Regions from separate parts of the Mus musculus genome. Here region 2 is linked to region 1. A link is a loop called in an ENCODE intact Hi-C map of the cell type or tissue named here. Cell type or tissue: left cerebral cortex. All regions are shown on one strand. Each heading gives the region's core, and the rest is flanking DNA. Links, peaks and the distances in the headings are about the cores only. Region 1 has its middle 14 kb from the start of Gm24242. Region 2 overlaps 1700028E10Rik (RIKEN cDNA 1700028E10 gene).

Region 1 (5,382 bases), core at 141-5,140:
ATTCATATGTCACTTTCAACATTTATGGGTTATTTGTTATTTAAAGTTGTTTTTGACTTGTTGGCAGTGTTCACAGCACACACATACATTATTCTGTGTCAGGGGCATGGAAGAATACTATATAGATTAAATATATCAGTTTAATGCTGTGCACTTAGCTCAGGTTGTAAGAACTTATTACATGGGAAATCCAAGCCATTGAAGCTTGTTTCCTGTGTTCTCTTAAAGGGGGTTTAAATGTAAACAGGTGAGCACACAGTAGGACAGCAGGTTAAACACATAGTCCTAATTATTTTCAAGGCATCCAACTGGGTAGCTAAGTCTGGGAAAAATTGAGTTCAAAGGCAAGAAGTATTGTTAATATCTCCACAAGACCAAGGGCCTCTCCTCCCATTGATAGCTGACTAGGCCATCCTCTGCTGCATATGCAGCTAGAGACACGAGTCCTACCATGTGTTTTCTTTGATTGGTGATTTAGTCCCAGGGAGCTCTGGGGGTACAGGCCAGGAAGCATGAGTGGGTGGGTTGGGGAGTAGGGTGAAGGGGGAGGGGATAGGGGATTTTGAAGAGGAAACTAGGAAAGTGGATAGCATTTGAAATGTAAATAAAGAAAATATCTAGTAAAAATAAATAGATAAATAAGTAAATAAATAGCCACAGGTAGCTATAAATATCTTAGAAGAGATGGATAATTACAGGACAATTTGTCTTATCTAGGTGGTTAATTTATATCAATATCAGTTGGCTCTGAGTTAATTGTGTGGGTGTGTTTTGTGGGGTGAGAATTTATCAATATAAATCTGACATAAAAAAAGAAGAAAAAGAAGTATTGTTAGAAAAAATATCACTACAAAGGGAAAGGAGAAATTAATCAAATCATCAATGTAGTAAATGTGGTTTAACACAATAGGAGAACAAGGATTGGGTTCTGTTAGATAGCCCTGGTCTGCCTTCATCAAGTCCTACTGCGGCCTTATGAAGAAGTGAAGATGATACTGTGTGCAGATCCAGGGCCCTTACTGAAAGGTTAAGAATGAAGTAGAACAGAGGTCCATGCAAGTATGAGCTCAACTCCTTTTTACATTTTAATATTTTAATTCATCTATCAAAATAGTGTTTTGTGTGTGTGTGTGTGTGTGTGTGTGTGTGTGTGTGAATCCAGAGGACAACTTGCAAACAGGAGTTAATCTTTCCTTTTATCATGTTGGGAATTGAACTAAGGTCATCAGTGTTGGGAGCAAGTACCTTTACCCACTGAGATATCTCGCCAGCCCTTTGCCTTCTTCCTTATCGCAACTACGGAATTCTATGTGTGTGACTTGGTTATTTTAGGTAAAGGACTCTGAAGACTTCATGGTGAAATTAGGAAATTTCCTCAATACTTATGGCCTGAGAAATTATTAATTTTTTGTTTGTTATTTGCTTACATTATATTTGATGGTTAGAGGTGTTTTGACTGCATGTATGCCTCTGCATTACATGCAAGAATGTTGCAAGCAGAGGCCAGAGCAGGGTTTCAGATCCCCTGGGAATGGAGTTATAGATGATTCTGAGCTAACATGCAGATACTCGGGGAATCAAACCCAGGTCATGCAGAAGAGCAGCCAGTACTCTTGATCATGGAGACATCTCTCCAGCCTTTGTTTTTGATTTTATCATTTTTTTATTCGTGTGTGTGTGTGTGTGTGTGTGTGTGTTACCCGTAAAGGCTAGAAGATACCCATAGAGGTTAGAAGGTGGCATAAGATCCCCTGTAACTAAAGTTACAGGTAGTAAGCCACCCAAATGTGGATGTTAGGAAAGGAACTTTAGTCCTCTTACTGTGGAGCCATCTCTCCAGACTCAGTCTAAGAAATTCTTTACCCAAATGTTCTTACCTGAAAAAAGAAGCAAGAGTATGGGACCATGACAGGTAGCAGTCAAATATATGATGGTATATATATGTATATATATATATAAACATATATATTTATATATAATATATGTAACATATATATAATTCTGTCTTCTCTTTCATTAACATCCAACCTCTTCCATTTGTTTGTGGCCATTTCTGTTCTGGTCCAGGAACAAATAAATTTCATAGAAGCAAGAAGCTTCTCTCAGAAGCACCCAACACACTGCTGAAAGCTAAGGCAATCTTTCCTCCCAGCTGCCTGTGACACACCGGATCCAGCTGCCATCTCAATGCGAGAACGGCTTTAACTATTTTCTTTCATGTCGCTGTTCTGTTAATCTTTTACTACGTAGGTTGATTTTGCTTAAGGAAACATTGCCTATGGTTGAAAGTCAACACAGTCAAGAGAAAAGTAAATGGATTATCAGCCCTAAGTGTGCACATGTGTGCCTACACACGAATACAAACACACTAAGCCCTGCACAAAACACAGCTGATGTTTCTGGAGCAGCTCCTTGGCCTTTGCAAGCAGTTCCTGAGCCTGCGGTGGGCAGTAGAGGGCAGCAGTGACCCACCATTTCAAAGTTCCTCCTCCAAGGGGCACAGCACTGAAAACTCCAAGATAGGGCATACCACTTTCTTTTTTTGAGGCGGGGGTGGGTGGGTGGGTGGGGGTGGGGGTTGTGGGGGGTGTGGGGAGCAAAGGTTTGGAGGAAAACCTGTTGGCTTTATACATTTTTTTCCTTCAGGCGCCACGGACTGAAACAGGAAACTGAGGAGGTCGAATGAACCACTAGATGGCAGTGTTTCTGACAGACATTCCCACGTGCTTGAAGTGCAGCTCTATGAAAGTAAAGGTAAAAAAATAAGAAGGCAGTGAGAGGAACTTGCTGGAACACTCCTTTAATTCTGCCGCTTGGGAGGTAGAGACAGGCGGAGATCTGTGAGTTCGAGGCCAGCTGGATTCCAGGACTGCCAGGGCTGTGACTCAGAGAAACCAAAGAGTACGAAATATTTATCAAGGGCTTCTTATGTGCAAAGCAACGTGGAATTTTATCTTTCTATGCTCGTATCAACATGATGAGTTAGGCAAGAACAGAGGTTTAAAATACGTAAATTACTACATAAACTACGAACCCAGGTATACATTTACCACGTGGGCCATCCTCTCACTCCTGTTTTGCTCTATAGTTAAGTTACAGTATAGTCCTCATTTTGAAGAAGGGAAAAATGAGGCCACAAAAACTTGTATAACTTGTTCACGGTCACACAAGGCTATTAATGCCAAGACTCCTGTCAGACCACAGCAAGTTGGTCTTTTTCTGAAACCTAACGCTCTTACCTCCATATATATAGATTCATATGCAGCTAGAGACACGAGTTCCAGGGGAGGGGGGGTATTGGTTAGTTCATATTGTTGTTCCACCTGTAGGATTGCAGATCCCTTCAGCTCCTTGGGTACTTTCTCTAGCTCCTCCATTGGGGGCCCTGTGATCCATCCAATAGCTGACTGTGAGCATCCACTTCTGTGTTTGCCAGGCTCCAGCATAGTTTCACAGGAGACAGCCATATCTGGGTCCTTTCAGCAAAATCTTCCTAGTGTATGTGTATTAGTCAGGGTTCTCTAGAGTCACAGAACTTATGGATAATTTCTAAATAGTAAAGGAATTTATTGATGACTTACAGTCGGCAGCCCAATTCCCAACAATGGTTCAGTCGCAGCTGTGAATGGAAGTCCAAGGATCTAGCAGTTACTCAGTCTCACGCAGCAAGCAGGCGAAGGAGCAAGAGCAAGAGCTAGACTCCCTTCTTCCAATGTCCTTATATTGTCTCCAGCAAAAGGTGTAGCCCAGATTAAAGGTGTGTTCCACCACACCTTTAATCCCAGATGAAAGGCATAGCCCAGATTAAAGGTGTGTTCCTTAACTCGGAGATTCAATCTTCTGGAATCCATAGCCACTATGGCTCAAGATCTTCAAACCAAGATCCAGATAAGGATCTCCAAGCCTCCAGATAAGGGTCACTGGTGAGCCTTCCAATTCCGGATTGTAGTTCATTCCAAATATTGTCAAGTTGACAACCAGGAATAGCCACTACAATCCACCCCTTGTCAACTTGACACAAATAATATCTCATGTTCACATGAAACAATAACAAGGTTGTAAATACGCCTAACATGATATAACTATCCCTCGTACAATCGCAAACGTATTAGTAAATTTACAATGGGCATTCATATTACTTTATAATCCTCGTTTCTGCAACTGGTTACGTGGCCTTAATTGGTATTTATAACTACCTTCCTCTACTACCCATTCTGTATTTCCTTCACCTTCAGCCAGCACCTCAGCAGGTCTTGGCTCTTTTCCTGGAGGATTGACCCATACCTTCATTCCTGATGGGTCTGCGTCCTTTGTCATCCTGCTTGGATTAGGCTGTTGTAGTTTCCCATTGACTTTAATCACAGGACATGGTAGTACTAAGAGACGCCCTAAGGGATCTCCTGCACTCCAGACATAATCTTGCTTACCACCATTGTGAAGAGGTAATCCAATTTCCCCATGGTAATCTGGATCTATCACCCCTCCTAACACTGTTATTCCTTTTTTAGCCTGTTGGTTTAAGGGCATTAGAAGCCCAAAATGACCAGGGGGAAGTCTGAGCTTCCAGTTCAATGAAATGTTTGTTGTAGCTCCTGGTAGGAGCACTCCCCTCTCTGGAGCCAAAACTTCTAAGCCAGCAGAACCTAGAGTTATGGGGACAGGAAGCAAAAATTTTCCTAGAGGGTCACTAGGAGTGATAGTAAGTGGAACTATTCCGTTTTCCACCCCTTGATTCCTGGACCCATGAATCCTGGCTATGGGTGAAACTGTACCATATATCGAGCGCTGATTCAAAGCATATACTGCCTTCTGAAGAACTCTGCCCCAGCCTTCCAAGCTGTTACCACCTAATTGGCGCTGTAACTGCGTCTTCAAAAGGCCATTCCATCTTTCTATCAGCCCAGCTGCTTCAGGATGATGGGGAATGTGGTAAGACCAGTGAATTCCATGATCGTGAGCCCACTGTCGTACTTCTCTGGCTGTGAAATGAGTTCCTTGGTCAGAAGCAATACTGTGTGGAATACCATGACGATAGATAAGGCATTCTGTCAGTCCGTGAATGGTGGTTTTAGCAGAGGCATTACGTGCAGGAAAGGCAAATCCATAACCAGAATAAGTATCTACTCCAGTAAGAACAAAACGCTGTCCTTTCCACGAAGGAAGTGGTCCAATGTAGTCAACCTGCCACCAGGTTGCTGGCTGGTCACCCCGAGGAATGGTGCCATATCTGGGGCTCAGTGTTGGTTTCTGCTGTTGGCAAATCTGGCAATCAGCAGCAGCTGTAGCCAGGTCAGCTTTGGTGAGTGGAAGCCCATGTTGCTGAGCCCAAGCATAACCTCCATCTCGACCACCATGGCCACTTTGTTCATGTGCCCATTGAGC
Region 2 (5,382 bases), core at 241-5,240, 310 kb after region 1:
TTCATCAGAATGTAAAAATGGTATCTGCATATGTTAATTATAGTTTTTACTGTACTGGACACTGAACTCAGGGTTTCAGAGATGCTAGGCAAATGTGAAGACTTGCTTGTAGGGTTGTAGGCCCGCATCTGTTCTACCACTTGGCACAGCAGCTTGGGGAGGCAGAACACTGGGAGTTTGACTGCACTTATCCCACACCACTGCTGAGGCACCACTCTGGGGGTGGAAAAGTGCAGTGTGAAACATGGGTACCCTGGGACTGGTTGGGGGTTGGGGGAGTCCCAGGGCCTGTGACAAGGCTAGGGCCATGGTGTTCTCTGACTCTTGAACATCTGGGTGCCACTAGGAGTTGCAGAAGAGCAGAGAATGGAGTCTGGCCTGTGGGCTAGAAGGCAGGATCTAGCCTGGGGCAGGGGTTGGAGGGGGAGAAGAGGGGAGTTCTGGCTTGTCCAGAAGAGAGATTGTCCTTAGCTTGGAAGATGCAGGCTTGGGGGCGGCTGTGGCTAGGAGCACAGAGAGGCCTTCTACAGGAGATTAGACTGCAACTCTGTAGGCAAAGGCTTTCATCATTAATCCCCACAGCAAATCTTGGTAAAAAGACAGTCCATGGTTCTAAACAGTTTATTGTCATGGCAGAAAATGGATGCATAAAATCATACCCCATTTCTCAGGGTGGGTTTGAGATCAAATAACTTTTGCAGGAGGAATGTCTGGGAAGGGAAGCTTATTGGCTAAACCCTCCTGGCCTCTAGGCACCTCATTAGCATGGAGAACTCTGTCTTGGGCCTGCATGACCCAGGACACTTTCCTTTTACATAAGAAGCACAACATGTATTCCAAGTCAAGAGTCTGGCAGGGAGCTGGGAGTCACCTAAGCCTCAGGTGTGTGCCCACTGTGTCTCTGGGTCTCAACTTGCTCTACTTTACCAAACTTCCTGGCATGGTTTTATGACCCACACTTGCTAATATTGTTAATGTAACAATACTGCTTTACTTTTTTTTTTTTTTTTTTTTTGCATTTGTCTGTGTACTGTGTGCATGCAGTGGCTGTGGAGGCCAGAAAAGGGCATCAGATCCCCTATAACTGTTGTTAGATATGGTTGTGAGCCACCATGTGAGTACTGGGAACTGAAATCAGGTCCTCTGCAAGAGCTACCAGTGCTCTTAGATGCTGAGTCATCTCTCCAACCCACCAGTAGCTATTTTTCAATGTGAACCCCAAGGTCACTGGCATATGAACAATAAAGGTACTCAGAAAATTTACTTATTGAGGGTTTGAGCCTATGAGGCCCGGAAGAGGACAGAGAAGAAATGAGATGGTGAATGAGTAAAAACACAAGTGAGGAAAGATGTTCCCAGAAGCAGGGGCAGTGGCCCCTGAATTCAGATTGAAAATAATCTTCCTGGCCCTGCATGGCAAACAGTGTCCTTACTGCCTCAAGCTCCACAAGTCCGTCCCCACAGGTACTGAAAGAGAGGTGTCATCTTTATTTATTAGCAATTCTCTATCAATCAACTTTTTATTACCTCAACAGAGGAAAGCCTGGTGTGCACAACCCCCAATCTCCTTTAGAAATGCGTTGGGTGATGTCTTGTTTACAGTGGTTTGACTTCCTGATTGTGTTTTGATTGGATTTGTATTAGTTATTGGGAATTGCTTTAGCAGAGAGGACAGTGGTTCAGACACTTGAGACCCACCCTGAGAGACACACGGCAATTGGTAGGACTTGACCTAGACCTTAATCCAGAGCATGGTGTTTTAAATACATTATGCTAAGAACTTTGAGGTTTGTGAGAATAGAGCACATGTTTAGGACTCAAAAATCATATAATGATCATCACTCAGAATCAATTAGGTAAAAGACATTCTTCTAAGGACTCACTTACAAGAAGAGAAACACAACAAGGAATGGGAAATTTGGGGTTTTCAGGTGCTCTCTACACAGACAAGTGCTCTATATGAGACATTTAACAATGCAGGTGATGCATCTTGAATGACAGACAGGTAGATAAGACTCGGGAAGATCTGCTAGAAAAGCACAGTCCAAGCAAAATACAACATGAACCACCCATGCCGACTTAAATTTTCTGTAGTCCCTTGACAAGGGGAATGTAAATACATAAAACTACTCCCTCTCCCTCCTCCTCTTCCTTCTGAGTCTGAATAGTTTTTATTCTCATCTTGACACAGCCAAGAGTCACCTGAAAAGAGGTAGTCTCAACTGAGGGATTGCCCAGATCAGTCTGGTCTGTACTCATGTCTGTGGGCAATTGTCTTGACTATTGACTGATGGCGCCATTCCCTGGACGTGTGGTCCTGCACTGAGTAAGGCAGCTGAGCAAGTCACAGAGAACAGGCAGAAAGCATCATTCATCCCTCTATGGTTCCTTCCCTGACTTACTTCCCTCAATAATGGATTATGATGTGGAAGTACAAGCTAAATGAAAATTTTCCTCACAAGTTGCTTCTGGTTGGGGTGCTTATCATAACAACAGAAAAGCAAACTAAAACAATGTTGTAGATGCTCCAACGTTTATTTTTCAAAGTGTATTTTTTTAAACTAACTCATATAATTATTGAACATATTTGTCTTGGTTACTTTTCTATTGCTAGGACAAGACACCATGACCAAAGCAACTTATAAAAGGGAGCAGTTAACTGTGGGCTTGCTTACAGTTTCAGAGGGTGAGTCCATGATCATCATGGCAGGCAGCATGGTGGCAGGCAGGCAGGCAGGTGTGACACCAGAGCAGTAGATGAGAGCTCACATCTGATCCACAAGCAGAATGCAGAGAAAGGGAGACAGAGCCTGGTGTGGGAAATGTAAAACAACTTCTAATTAGGATGGGTTTTTTTTTTTTTTTCAAGCCCATTCATTCAAACAATTATTTCAGTATGCAATCAATATAAAAATTCTATTTTATATTCTTTTACTTCAGGCTAAGGTGTCAAAATCTGGTGTCCATTTTATGCTTGAAGCAACTGAGGAGAGTTTTCAAGTGCTTCTTCCTGGCTCTGCACTGCTTGAGGACACCATAGGAGAAGCAGAGCTTTAGAACTGGCTTCCTACAGTGTTGTCTGAGGATCTGCTGCTTGGCAGCATCTGGGAGACTGTTAGAAATGCAGAACCTCGCGCTCTATTTTAAGCATAGCAAATCACAACCTGCATTTTAAGGTTCTCAGCTGTATTCTGTGCATTTCAAAGTCCACAGAGTATCAGTGGAGACAGGGGATGTCTGAATGCTGAAATCCTCCAATGGACATTTAAGAACCAACTATGATCAGGATCTGGGAACAAACACAACCTAAGGACAAAAAGGAGTAACCCGTTGCCAGTTTGAGTATTTGCTTCTTAGCCTTCAAAATGAAGCTAATCTTTTCCATCTTTCTGGATGATGTTAGGACTGTAGGTAGTAGTAAAGAAATATGGGGTGCCTGACCTCTAAGATGTGGAAGGTTTCACAGAGTAGATGTGGTAATGAGGCTCTGAGGAAACTGGCCAAGCTGAGGGACTTGCAGAACGCTGCTGATGCTGCACATGACTATCCTGTCAGACAGGATTTACTTAAGGAAGAATGGGGGCTGGGATGTGGGGGCAGTCCCATGAGGTTAGTGCAGGTGCTAGGAGTCACATAGCATGATCTTGAGCCAACTCTGGCTTCCCACATCAAAACAAGCTCATAGTTTTGAACACCTGGTTTGGTTAGGAATTAACACTGTAGAAAAGATGAAACCAGTGGTCCCTTGACCATGTAACATCTGGTCTTTTCACTGAGCTGGCATGTTGGATCAAGACACTCTATTCCAGCTGTCAAACTATGTCACCTAGGAATGTTCATCAGCTGGCCGCAACTCAGCGCTGAGAATTGGAAACATAGTAATGTTTTTGTTGGAAGATTCACCATCCCCACCTTTTCCAAGGTCTTTTTGTCAAGAATGTCAAGTACTTCCAGAAAAGGGCTGTATGGCTGTGTAGATGCATGGGGCTCAGGGGCATCCTGGGGCTTTTAGAGAAAGCCATGAATCAGAGTAGCTCATCAGGAGAAGTGATTCTGCAGTAATAGAAAACCCTAAGTTTGGATTGCTCAGTATTACCAAGTAGTTCTTTTCTTAGCACAGAGACTTATTAGTGCCTTATGTTGCCTGCTTCTGCATCCATAAAACATGGAGTTTTATTTTAATATATAAATCTGCCAGGACATTTCCAGCTATATTTTTATAATTTTATTTTATTATTCATTGGACTGAAATGTAAACTATTCTGTTTATCCATTTATAATTGTACAGCAGCACTAAGCATACTCACAGTGTTGTGGCTCCATTGCCACCATCATCTCTAGAAACTTTCATGTTCCCCAACTGAAACTACATCACTGTTTGTAGTCTGTGCCCCTGGCAGCCATCACTCTACTCTGTCTTGAGTTTCTGATGCCTGTTAGGAAGGCTTTCCTTCTCCAGTCAATTCTCCTCATTCTTTTAGCAGAGGTCAGCTGGCTGTACAAGTATGCATCCATTCTAGGCTTTCTATTCCAGAGCTCATTTAGTAGCAATAATTGTCATTATTTAGTAGAACTATGAGATACGGTAAATTCCTTAATTTTTTTTAAATTCAGATAAAAATTTCCAGAAGTGTTAAACAGTTCTCAAGTCTCACGTTTTTAAAAGTGTGACAGTACAAAAATGCATTGGTATTTTATACCACAATATTTGTAACTAAGGAAAAAAAAATCCTTTAAAACAGGTTCTGGTTTAACGACAAGTTTTCATTTTTAGGGCAGCAGCTGCTACATTTGTGGGGATTACTACTGTGACAAACTATAAGGAAGCTGGATTTGGCTTTGTTTACTCTGAATCTGGACTGTGCTATGGACATTTTAATATCTTATGCAAATTATTATTTTATTTTATTTATTTATTTTTTTTTTTTTAATTTTTTTTGGCTTTTCGAGACAGGGTTTCTCTGTATAGCCCTGGCTGTCCTGGAACTCACTTTGTAGCCCAGGCTGGCCTCGAACTCAGAAATCCGCCTGCCTCTGCCTCCCGAGTGCTGGGATTAAAGGCGTGTGCCACCATGCCCGACTTCTTATGCAAATTATTTAATCAATAATCATTTTTCCATGGCCAAGATATAGAAATAATTATTGCACACCAATTAGGACTATGGTAAAGTTTTCATGGTAAAAGCAAGCATCAGGGATCCTTTTTTCCCATGTGACATTCTAAAGGAAATGTCGGATGCTGTGTTTATTGACCAGTAAATCTTAGGAAGTATCTTAAGCACCAGTTTATCTAGCTGCTATCAGATGGCTGGGGTCTTTAAACCAACTATTAAATTAAAGCATTAAGGTATTAAAAATCACTAAGAGTGCTTTTACAAATGC

What was found. Peaks named below come from ENCODE experiments on the same cell type or tissue, not always from the same donor. Only the 100,000 strongest peaks of a DNase experiment are listed, where the experiment ranks them.
Region 2: it touches region 1 in a loop (6-fold over the local background); 1 of 42 quality-filtered maps calls a loop at or near these places.

Annotation. Positions count from the first base shown.
Region 1 is chr5:151,684,108-151,689,489 of GRCm38, reverse strand. No RefSeq gene overlaps it. Among named protein-coding and RNA genes, the nearest start is that of Gm24242, 14 kb to the left of the region's middle. In left cerebral cortex, for the core only: CTCF peaks have their summits at 2,456 (motif pointing right) and 2,686 (motif pointing right); DNase peaks (open chromatin) are centred at 2,460 and 2,690.
Region 2 is chr5:151,377,817-151,383,198 of GRCm38, reverse strand. It overlaps 1700028E10Rik (RIKEN cDNA 1700028E10 gene), which reads right to left. Exons shown (of 4, transcript NR_045700.1): 2 at 2,676-2,810. It also overlaps a transcript of Stard13 not described here. Among named protein-coding and RNA genes, the nearest start is that of 1700028E10Rik, 12 kb to the right of the region's middle. In left cerebral cortex, for the core only: no CTCF peak of the experiment used is centred there; a DNase peak (open chromatin) is centred at 3,134.